Regions from separate parts of the Homo sapiens genome. Here regions 1 and 3 are each linked to region 2. A link is a contact called in ENCODE Hi-C or POLR2A ChIA-PET data. All regions are on one chromosome and are shown on one strand. Each heading gives the region's core, a stretch centred on a gene start or an enhancer-like site at or near the end of the contact. The rest is flanking DNA. Distances are from core to core; before and after follow the strand shown. Region 1 overlaps PACS1 (phosphofurin acidic cluster sorting protein 1). Region 2 has its middle 13 kb from the start of EIF1AD. Region 3 holds the start of OVOL1-AS1 (OVOL1 antisense RNA 1).

What was found. A loop is a pair of places that touch in the nucleus more often than their neighbours do. ChIA-PET counts read pairs that join two places held with the same protein, here RNA polymerase II (POLR2A). Pooled maps may share reads with other maps.
Region 1: a pooled map shows a loop between it and region 2 (8-fold over the local background). The contact joins two enhancer-like sites. A Hi-C loop is called at or near these places in 7 of 50 pooled maps. POLR2A ChIA-PET finds 5 or more read pairs at or near these places in 2 of 52 experiments (GM12878 and HEK293).
Region 3: a loop to region 2 is called in a map of K562, with 2.8 times the contacts of the local background. The contact joins the promoter of OVOL1-AS1 here to the enhancer-like site in region 2. A Hi-C loop is called at or near these places in 22 of 168 maps with a recorded cell type or tissue (B cell, CD4-positive, alpha-beta T cell, CD4-positive, alpha-beta memory T cell and 14 more), 33 of 37 single-sample maps with no recorded cell type and 34 of 50 pooled maps. POLR2A ChIA-PET finds 5 or more read pairs at or near these places in 7 of 52 experiments (A549, A673, CD4-positive, alpha-beta T cell and 4 more).

The regions. Positions count from the first base shown.
Region 1 is chr11:66,221,281-66,224,144 of GRCh38, reverse strand. The region is part of intron 10 of PACS1 (phosphofurin acidic cluster sorting protein 1); the gene reads right to left. Among named protein-coding and RNA genes, the nearest start is that of KLC2, 35 kb to the left of the region's middle. RefSeq lists enhancers at 369-869, 870-1,370, 1,176-1,415, 1,476-1,575. Within about 2 kb of position 1,349, at least 4 of the 41 ENCODE cell types and tissues checked have a DNase peak (open chromatin) inside an H3K27ac peak, as active enhancers do.
Region 2 is chr11:65,987,709-65,990,998 of GRCh38, reverse strand. No RefSeq gene overlaps it. Among named protein-coding and RNA genes, the nearest start is that of EIF1AD, 13 kb to the left of the region's middle. RefSeq lists an enhancer at 1,568-1,637. Within about 2 kb of position 1,543, at least 3 of the 41 ENCODE cell types and tissues checked have a DNase peak (open chromatin) inside an H3K27ac peak, as active enhancers do.
Region 3 is chr11:65,788,793-65,792,117 of GRCh38, reverse strand. OVOL1-AS1 (OVOL1 antisense RNA 1) reads left to right here and starts at 1,250. Exons shown (of 2, transcript NR_108085.1): 1 at 1,250-1,356; 2 at 2,681-3,117. The region is part of intron 1 of OVOL1 (ovo like transcriptional repressor 1); the gene reads right to left. LOC124902693 reads left to right here. Exons shown (of 7, transcript XM_047427980.1): 6 at 1,034-1,356; 7 at 2,681-3,117. RefSeq lists enhancers at 101-260, 441-600.

The DNA of each region.
Region 1 (2,864 bases), core at 100-2,599, 230 kb before region 2:
GGCTCAATGCAACCTCTGCTTCCCAGGTTCAAGCAATTCTCTGCCTCAGCCACGCGAGTAGCTGGGATTACAGGTGTGCATCACCATGCCTGGCTAATTTTGTATTTTTAGTAGAAACAGGGTTTTGCCATGTTGGCCAGGCTGGTCTCGAACTCCTGACCTCAAGTGGTCCACCCACCTCGGCCTCCCAAAGTGCTGGGATTACAGGTTTGAGCCACCGTGTCCGCCCTCAACTGGCTTTTGAGCCAAATGGGCTCCTATACCGACACCACAACCCTACAGATGAGGCACCGAGGCTCAGAGTGTCTAAGTAATTTTTTCTGTAAGTTTTATAAGTCAGGTAACTAACATTTATTGAACATCCACAGTGTTAGGTGTTCTGCTTACTGCTTTTGGGGCACTGTCTCAGTTAGTGATTTAGTTACATTTTGTTATATTAGGGCACTTGCTCTACATTCCTAGAACACTAAGAAAGAGTCCTCCCTCAGCCAGCTCCCAGGTATCTTTCTAGAGTCATCCCATATAGTTAAGAGGGAATTTAGCTCTCATGGCCAGGGGTAGGGTTTGCCCAGTAGGGTTTGCCCATGTGGATGCTGTCAATTCAGCAGGGCCATTCAGCAGTTCCATGTGAGGAAATGCATCTCCAAGCCACATCCTAAACACTAATACCAAAGAAAGTGAGGTGGCTGGGTACACACTGCACTCCAGCCTGGGGAGTACAGCGAGACCCTATCTCAAAAAAAAAAAAATAGGCCGGGCACAGCGGCTCAAGCCTCTAATCCCAGCACTTTGGGAAGCTGAGGCGGGCGGATCACCTGAGGTCAGGAGTTTGAGACCAGCCTGGCCAACATGGAGAAACCCCATCTCTACTAAAAATACAAAAATTAGCCGGGTGTGGGTGGCACGTGCCTGCAGTCCCAGCTACTCGGGAGGCTGAGGCAGGAGAATCGCTGGCACCCGGGAGGTGAAAGTTGCAGTGAGCCGAGATCGCTCCATTGCACTCCTGCCTGGGCGATAAGAGCAAAACTCCGACTCCAATAAAAATAAAAAATAAATTTAGAAAGAGTTTTTTTTTTTTTTTTTTTTTTTTGTAAATCGAGGTCTCCTCAGTTCTTGGATCCCCATGAACCCGGCCTGGAACGGCGTCTAGGGTGCAGGGTCTGCAGGGGCAGGGCTGGGGTTTCTCCCAGGGAGGAGTCTGTTTGGGCTGCAGTTTCCCATGCATTGCCTCACTAACGTCACGTGGGGCGCTGTCCTAAGCAGGAAGAACGGTGAGCTGGGAGAGAGCCCCACCTGGTGGCAACAGGCAGAAGGGCAGCCAGGGGATGCCCCAAGAGAAGGTGGTTTCCAGGACAGGCACCTGCCCTTTCAGACCCGTGCTTTTCAGCGGTAGAGGCCTCTCCTGTTTCCTATCATCTCCGCACAATTACTACCGATCTGCAGGGCGAGTTTGGTATTCCCCCTGGTGAACCATGAGTAGGCTTCATCTGCCAGTAAAGCAGGTGAACAGGAGGACTTAAAGGATTTGTTTCTTTGATCTACAGAAAAGACACTGGGCTTTGGAGGGCAAATCCTAAGCTGGGCACTCACATCGCGACAACACTCACTTGCCTTCCATTGTAAACGAAGGAAGAGCAGCTTCCTAGGGCCTGAGGTCACTTCAGGCTCACACCCACCCCTGCCTGTGATCTGCTGAGGGAGCAGGGCCTTTCTAGGAGGGGCGGAGCAAGGCCCAGGTCGTGGCTCCGGCTGCTACAGTACATGCCCCCTTTTCCCCTTGCTCACCAGAAAAAATGGAAACCTCTTGACTAAATTATAAATTTTCTCGGGGCACTGCTCCCCTCTATGGATTCTTGGCCCAATAAAGCCTACTAGGGCCTCCTGAGCACGTCTCAGTGGCTCCCCTCCTCTCCATACCTGCTCCTTCCCCAGTCTGGTGCAGGGCCACTCACTACTGGCCAAACGCCCACTCCATGCCACACTCTCAGCTACCACAGAACAGACACGAAGGGAGAGGTTTTTGTTTGTTGAGATAAGGTCTTGTTCTGTCACCTAGGCTGGAGAGCAGTGGTGCGATCACAGCTCACTGCAGCTTCTGCCTCCTGGGCTCAAGGGATCCTCCTGCCTCAGCCTCCCAAGTAGCTGGGTCTACAGACGTGCACCACCATGCCTGGCTAACTTTTGCATTTTTCGTAGAGATGGGCTTTCACCATGTTGCTCAGGCTGGTTTCGAACTCCTAGGCTCAAGTGATCCACCCGCCCTGGCCTCCCAAAGAGCTGGGATTATAGACATGAGTCACCACGCCCAGCAGAGGGGGAGATTGTATGTATTCTGAGAGGGAAGGCGCTGGGCCATGGCAGAAACAGACCAAAAGGAACAACCCAGCCTGACACAGCAATGACCCCAAAGAGCTAAGCTCCCAGCCAGACTGAGGGGAGGAAAACTGAGGCTGAAACAAGATGAGGCCATTTTCTTTTTTCTTTTCTTTTTTTTTTTTTTTTGAGGGAATCTCGCTCTGTCGCCAGGCTGGAGTGCAGTGGCTCAATCTTGGCTCACTGCAACCTCCGCCTCCCGGCTTCAAGTGATTCTCCTGCCTCATCCTCCTGAGTAGCTGGGACTACAGGTGCACACCATCACGCCCAGGTAATTTTTGTATTTTTAGTAGAGATGGGGTGTCACCATGTTGGCCAGAATGCTCTCAATCTCTTGACCTCATGATCTGCCCGACTCCACCTCCCAAAGTGCCAGGATTACAGTTGTGATCCACCATGCCCAGCCAATGGGGCCACTTTTCTAAGGTCACAACATGAGCCCTGATCAGAGATGCAGAGGGCCAGAGCGTCGAGCCCTGACATGCCACGGT
Region 2 (3,290 bases), core at 294-2,793:
CTCCTGAGTAGCTGGGATTACAGGCGCCCACCACCACGCCTGGCTAATTTTTATATTTTAGTAGAGACGGGGTTTCAGCATGTTGACCAGGCTGGTCTCGAACTCCTGACCTCAGGTGATCCACCCGCCTCGGCCTCCCAAAATGCTGGGATTACAGGCGTAAGCCACTGAGTCTGGCCTATATTTAAACATTTTGGCTGGGCATGGTGGCACATGCCTGTAATCCCAGCTACTTGAAAGGCTGAAGGGAAAGGATTGCTTAAGCCCTTGAGGAGTTTGAGGCCAGCCTGGGTGACATAGTGAGACTCCCTTTCAATAAAAAATTAAAAGTCAAGAATAATTAAATATTTGGTTGGTTATTTTTAATAATGTGAGCAGCTTCAAACCCACCACCATAAAATAAAGGCTAGGACTTTAACAATAACCCAAGTAACATACTCCACCTCCCATCCTACCCTGACCAGCCCATTCTCTGCTGTCCCACCCAAGGCAACCATTGTCCGAATTCCATGTGCACTTTTTTTCTTTTTACATGGTTTGCTTTATTTTTATTTATTTTTATTTATTTATTTATTTACTTACTTACTTACTTTTTGAGATGGAGTCTCGCTCTTGTCGCCCAGGCTGGAGTGCAATTGTACGATCTCAGCCCACTGCAACCTCCGCATCCAGGGTTCAAGCAATTCTCCTGCCTCAGCCTCCCGAGTAGCTGGGATTACAGGCCTGCACCACCACACCCAGCTAATTTTTTTTGTATTTTTAGTAGAGATGGGATTTCACCATGTTGGCCAGGCTGGTCTCGAACTCCTGCCCTCAGGTGATCCACCCGCCTTGGCCTCCCACAGTGCTGGGATGACAGGTGGTGAGCCACCGTGCCCGGCCTGGTGCTTCGTCTTTAGTAGTTGCCCAGTTGTCTCCCAGGAAAGTGACTTGGGCCACAGAACCGTGGGTTTTGTCTTCATTCAAGGCCCAAACATCTCTACTGACCTGTGTCTGAGAAGCACACAGAGAAGTGTGGGCAGTTTCCTCAGTGGGAGCCGCCCTCAGAAAATCACTGATGAAGCAAGAAGTCAGGACACCACGGACACCACCAGCAGTTCATGCTGTGCGTGTGTTTGATCCACTGGTGACATTTGCAAGAGAATCCAAAAGCCCCTGTGGGAGGTGTGGAGGCATGCCGTATGCCTCATCTGGTGACACTGAGGAATGAAGAATTAGCAGTACAGGCTGGGCGCGGTAGCTCACGCTTGTAATCCCAGCACTTTGGGAGGCCAAGGCAGGTGGATCACCTGAGATCAGGAGTTCGAGACCAGCCCGGCCAACTGGTGAAACCCTGTCTCTACTAAAAAAATACAAAAATTAGCTGGGTGTGGTGGTGCACGCCTGTCATCCCAGCTACTTGGGAGGCTGAGATAGGAGAATCGCTTGAACCCAGGAGGGGAGGCAGAGGTTGCAGTGAGCCGAGATGGCGCCACTGTACTCCGGCCTGGGCAAGAGCAAGACTCCAACCAAAAAAAAAAAAAAAAAGAACTAGCAGTGCCCAGGGCTGTACACCAGGTGCCAGTACTGGCAGCAATTCTTCCAGTTATTGTGATAGATTCTCATGACGCTAAAATACCCACTTTGTTATTTAACCCTTGCTAATCCACAATGAGTTGCCAAGTACCAGAATCCTTTGTTACTAACCAGACCAGGCTGTTCATTCTTGAACAGCATTGGGCATCACTTTGTTTTAATAATTCTTGTATGAGAAGAGCACTCTTTTCCTTCTGATAGCAATGTGGCTCCAACTACTGGCTGATGTGAGACGGTACCGGCAGTTCCTGGCTGTGTATTCTGCCAACATTTAGAGAAGCCACCAGCAGAGGTCACCCTAAGCACGTAAAACCAGCAAGTCAGCACCTTGCCTTGGGCTACAGAACCCGAAAGCATCTAACCTAGTTACAGTCTCATAAGGGAACTGCATTCTTGGTCCAATCAAAGGGTCCACATGCCCCAACAGCAGTTAGGATGCTGGTAGACCACTGCGAACACAAGTTCCACTCCCCCAGAGATGGATTCACTCACCAAGGCATGATCAGAAGTGGCCTTCCTCCCCAGCAGCATTTACAAGCTGGAGTACAGTGCTTGGAGGGTGGTGGGGAACTGCCCTGGTTTTTTTGTTTTTTGGGGGACCCAGTTTCACTTTTCTTGCCCAGGCTGGAGTGCACTGGCGCGATCTTGGCTCACCGCAACCTCCGCCTACTGGATTCAAGCGATTCTCCTGCCTCAGCCTCCCAAGTAGCTGGGATTACAGGCACGCACCACCACGCCTGGCTAATTTTGTATTTTTAGTAGAGATGGGGTTTCTCCATGTTGGTCAGGCTGGTCTTGAACTCCCGACCTCAGGCGATCTGCCCGCCTTGGCCTCCCAAAGTTTTGGGATTACAGGCGTGAACCACCGCGCCTGGCCGCCCTGGTCTTTCAGTTAGAAAGCACCCAAATTGAGGTGCAGGAGGACTCACATGGAGGTGTCTGTGGCTGTGTCCCCCAGAAACCCTGCTCTGGACAAGGATGAGGTACCCCTGTAGTTAATGTCTGAGGATTCAGGGAGCCTTGGACCTGGTAGATGGGCAGCAAGGAGGGGCTGGTAAGACCTAAGAACTGCAGCCTCTGGAAGGGTCGTCTCCCCAGGGCCCCTCAGCACATGTATTCAGCTCCCCTTCTAGTGACTGCTGAAGCTTTCAGGCCTTTGGGGGTTTTGCCTCCCTGCGTTCTTCTCTGAAGGCTCCAAGTGCCTTCTTTCATGTGGGTCTCCCATCCGCTTTGTGTCTGCCATAATTTAGCTTTCGACAATGGAGTTCTGTCTTATCGATCCTACTCACGATCTATGGCCACATCTTTCCTTCCTCGCGCCCTCCCTTCCTTCCTTGCTTCGTGATCTCGGCTCACTGGAACCTCTGGCTCCTGGGTTCAAGAGATTCTCCTGCCCCAGCCTCCTGAGTAGCCGGGATTACAGGCACCTGCCACCACGCCTGCCTAATTTTTTGTATTTTTAGTAGAGACGGGGTTTCTCCATGTTGGTCAGGCTGGTCTTGAACTCCTGACCTCAGGTGATCCACCCGCCTCAGCCTCCCAAAGTGCTGGGATTACAGGCGTGAGACACTGCGCCCGGCCCACACATTCCTTTTTTGGGGGGGTGGGCCGCAGGAGACCTGCCCATCTGTCCTGCTTCTTGCTTCTCCCTTTCACTTTGTCCAGGGCTGACAAATCAGCCGTTTCTGAGGAGCCCTCCTGTCTGCCTCCTTCCC
Region 3 (3,325 bases), core at 1-2,500, 200 kb after region 2:
GGCCAGGGAGTGGGCCTGCCTGCTTTGGCTCTCTGGTCCACCTCCACCCTGAGCGAGGGGCAGAGGAGGCTGGATGGGCGGCCACCCGCTGCCAGGGTGGGGATGTTTGCCTCATCCCACCCACCCTGCCAAACCTGTCTCCCTGCCACCCCCATGAGCGTGTCCCTTCTGCGGCCACACGCACAGGGAGTGCACACTGGCGTGCCACCTGGCACTGAGTGTCGCTGAGTGGCAGGAGGCAGGAAGCAGAACTGGTTGGGCCCTGCTTGTGGTGCTCTCTGTCCCTAATTAGATGTTTCCGGCAAGGCGGTGGCGCTATGACTACTCATCACCCGCCCACAGCTGTGGAGTATGGCAAGGCCAAACTAGCTTGGCCCTCTTCCTACTGCCTGGGGGCTTATGGGTCCCCTCCTGCTGGCCCTACTTGCCTCTACCTGGACAATGTTGAGGGCCAGGCTCAGAGCAGAGGCACGGACACCGAGGGACTGTGTCCAGGGCAGCTGCCCATCGAGGCCTGTCTCCTGCCTTGGCCTCTGTAAGTCCTCCATCTCTTGGATGGAAAGCTGCTGGCCCAGATGTTGGGGAAAGTGCCGGGTCCCCCCATCCAAGGCCTCAGGACAGGGCTGGGCATGAGGCCTGTCCCTGGCTCTCTGGGGAGAGTAAGTGAAGCAGATGCAAGGATGACCCCCTCCTGGGCCCCACTGACCACATGGGTGCTGCCCCAGAACATGGGGGTCAGCCCAGTTCTGAAGGTGAGACGGGGGCCCAGCATGTCAGCACAGTGCAGCTGGTTCTCAGCAGCCTTGCACCCTTATCAGGAAGGGCTGGTGCCCCCCGTGCCCATCTCCTCTGGTCCCCATAGGTCAGCTAGCAATCATCCAAAAGGACCCAGCACCAGCCAGAGGCAGGCCGGCCCGGTAACGCATGGGCCAGTCTCTTGGCCTTCTGTTTCCACGCTGTGAACTGCCACAGGTCGCCTCAGACAGTGTATTTTCCCTCTTTCCCAACCGCTTTTCACTGGGTATCCACAAAGAAGTTAAAACTGTGCCTCGGCCCTCGCGCCAGGGTGCCCGCCCAGAACAGTGGGAGCAGTGCTTCCTGTTGCAGCCCCCACCCAGCCAGGCACAGGCCCAGTGCCTCTGTGGGACTCCATCCAGGACTTGTTGAAATGGCCGATGATACAAAGGAGCCCCGACTTCACCCATGGCCAGCTTCCCTCGCCATCCTCCCTGCAGCCAAAGGACTCGCCCTCACCTGTTCTTTCTGAGACAAATCATCTGCCAGGTTTCCGCCTCGGGACACCCAAGCTCAGCACAGACAGCCTAGCAGCCTGGGTGACAGGATCCCAGGGGACAGGTAGGAGTCTCATCTAGCTGGCTGCCCAGGCCCATGCTGCTCTTCTGTCTCTGTCCACTGTGTGGCTGTCCACTCTCCCAGCCCCGCTCCCTGGCAAGCACAGCAAACATCTCCTTCGCTGCCAAACACGGCCCAGGAATGACTACAGGGTAACCATCCCATCAGAGGCCGGAGCTCTCACTATCCTCACTCCCGACACATCCTTGGGCCCCAAAGCTCACTCTCAGCTTTCCTGACCAGCTGGAAAGAGATCTGCCCAAGTGCCCACACTACCTAGTGGTAGAGCCAGGCTGGACCACATTCCTTGAAGGAAGCTCCAGTGTCCCACCGCCCAGCCTGCTGGCCTCCCTGAGCTCGAGTGTCCACCAGGCGAGTGGCAGAGCAGACTGTGGCCAGCCCAGTGACAGAGGGGAGGCTGGGAAGCAGTGGTGGGAGGCCTGGGAGAGGCCCTGGGATGCTCCTTGACTCCAGCTTCCAGCCTCAGTCTGTCCTCAGGTCCTTTCCTGGCCTGGAGATTTCACTCAGCATGGGGTGGGGCTCGGGGGAACCAGCTTCAACCCTGTTCCTGGAGCCCTTCCCTGGTGGGTCCAGGAGGTAGAATTTACCCCCTGGGTACAGGTGCCTAGGTTTATCCTCAAGGAACCAGCATTACTCCCTGTCACTCCAAGTCAATATTGACATAACAAAGGAAGGCGAGGGGAGGGTGGTTGGGGGGGTGGGTGGGGGAGCGGTTCAAGGTGGCTTCCTAGCCAGTAATCCTTTCAAATCTCCAGGGTGCTTGCAACCATCTTCACCTCTTCCCAGGGGAAAGATTCTGCCCCGGGAGTAAGAAGCTCTAGAATTCTGCCTTGGGGAGAGAGGCTGATGGGATTGTCAAACTGGGGCCCTGGAATCAGTGCTGTCGGGCTGGGGACCAGTGTCTCTGGCCTGTAAAACCTTCTCCCAAAACCTTCTGGGAGGCTTTGAGGGTCTCAGAGGAACCTGGCAGGAAGGTCAGAACTCAAACACTCCCACATTCCTGGGCCCTCCACTGGAAATGGGGTCAACGCTTAGCTGGTCACAACTTACCAGGAATCTGTGAGGTGAACGGAAACGTGCCCAGCTGGCTCTGGGGTCATGGTTGGCTGGTGATGGAATGGCCCAGCCAGGGGACAGGCCAGCACAAAACGCACCCCCACTCTCCAGCCATCTGAGGCACCCGAGCGTGGACTGAGGACAGTCCCTTTCTCATTGCCAAAAACTGTGGGAAAACTCTCCAGTGGGCCACATGACTTTCAGAGGTAAAATTAAGTTCTCTATCTTCTACCCTTTACTTGACCCACAGGATTCTCTCCTTGCCATGGGGATGAGGACAAATTCTCCCTTCATCCTTGAGATTGGACTCCCGCCACACATCCTGGAGGAGCCTACAGAGAAGCCGGCAGGTCTCCCTCACCTGGATGGTGCCAGCGGGTGGCCTGGACCACCCAGAGGCCCTCTCCTGCACCTGACAGGAAGCCCCTGGGGCATACGTCTCCCCTGCCACTTCCACTGTGGCCACTGGAAGTGTGGCAGAGAAAATAGCTAGGACAAAAAGAAGTCAATGATTTCAACCAACGGAATTTCTTTGTCCTTTGTAAAAATCAACACATGATCTGTTACTGATTGGGATGTGAAATAAAACTAAAAATAACAGCACACTGAGCCTGGCTCAGGGCTCAGCTCACCTTTACCACGGTCCAAGTTCAGTTTATCAGATCCCAAGGAGCAGCTAAGCAGCAAGTCAAACACAGGTGAGGGTGGAGGGCGGAGGGCGGAGCGGGGAGGGGGCTCTGGCCCTCTGCGTGCCCCCACCAACCCCCAGGTAGAGAACCAGCCAGCTCACCAGGGAGTGTGGCCAAGCAAGAAGCTATACACAGAATTCTGAGCCCACACCCTAATCTGCCTCAGGTGGGGAGGCCACTCACTTCCCTTTTTGCCTCAGTTTCCC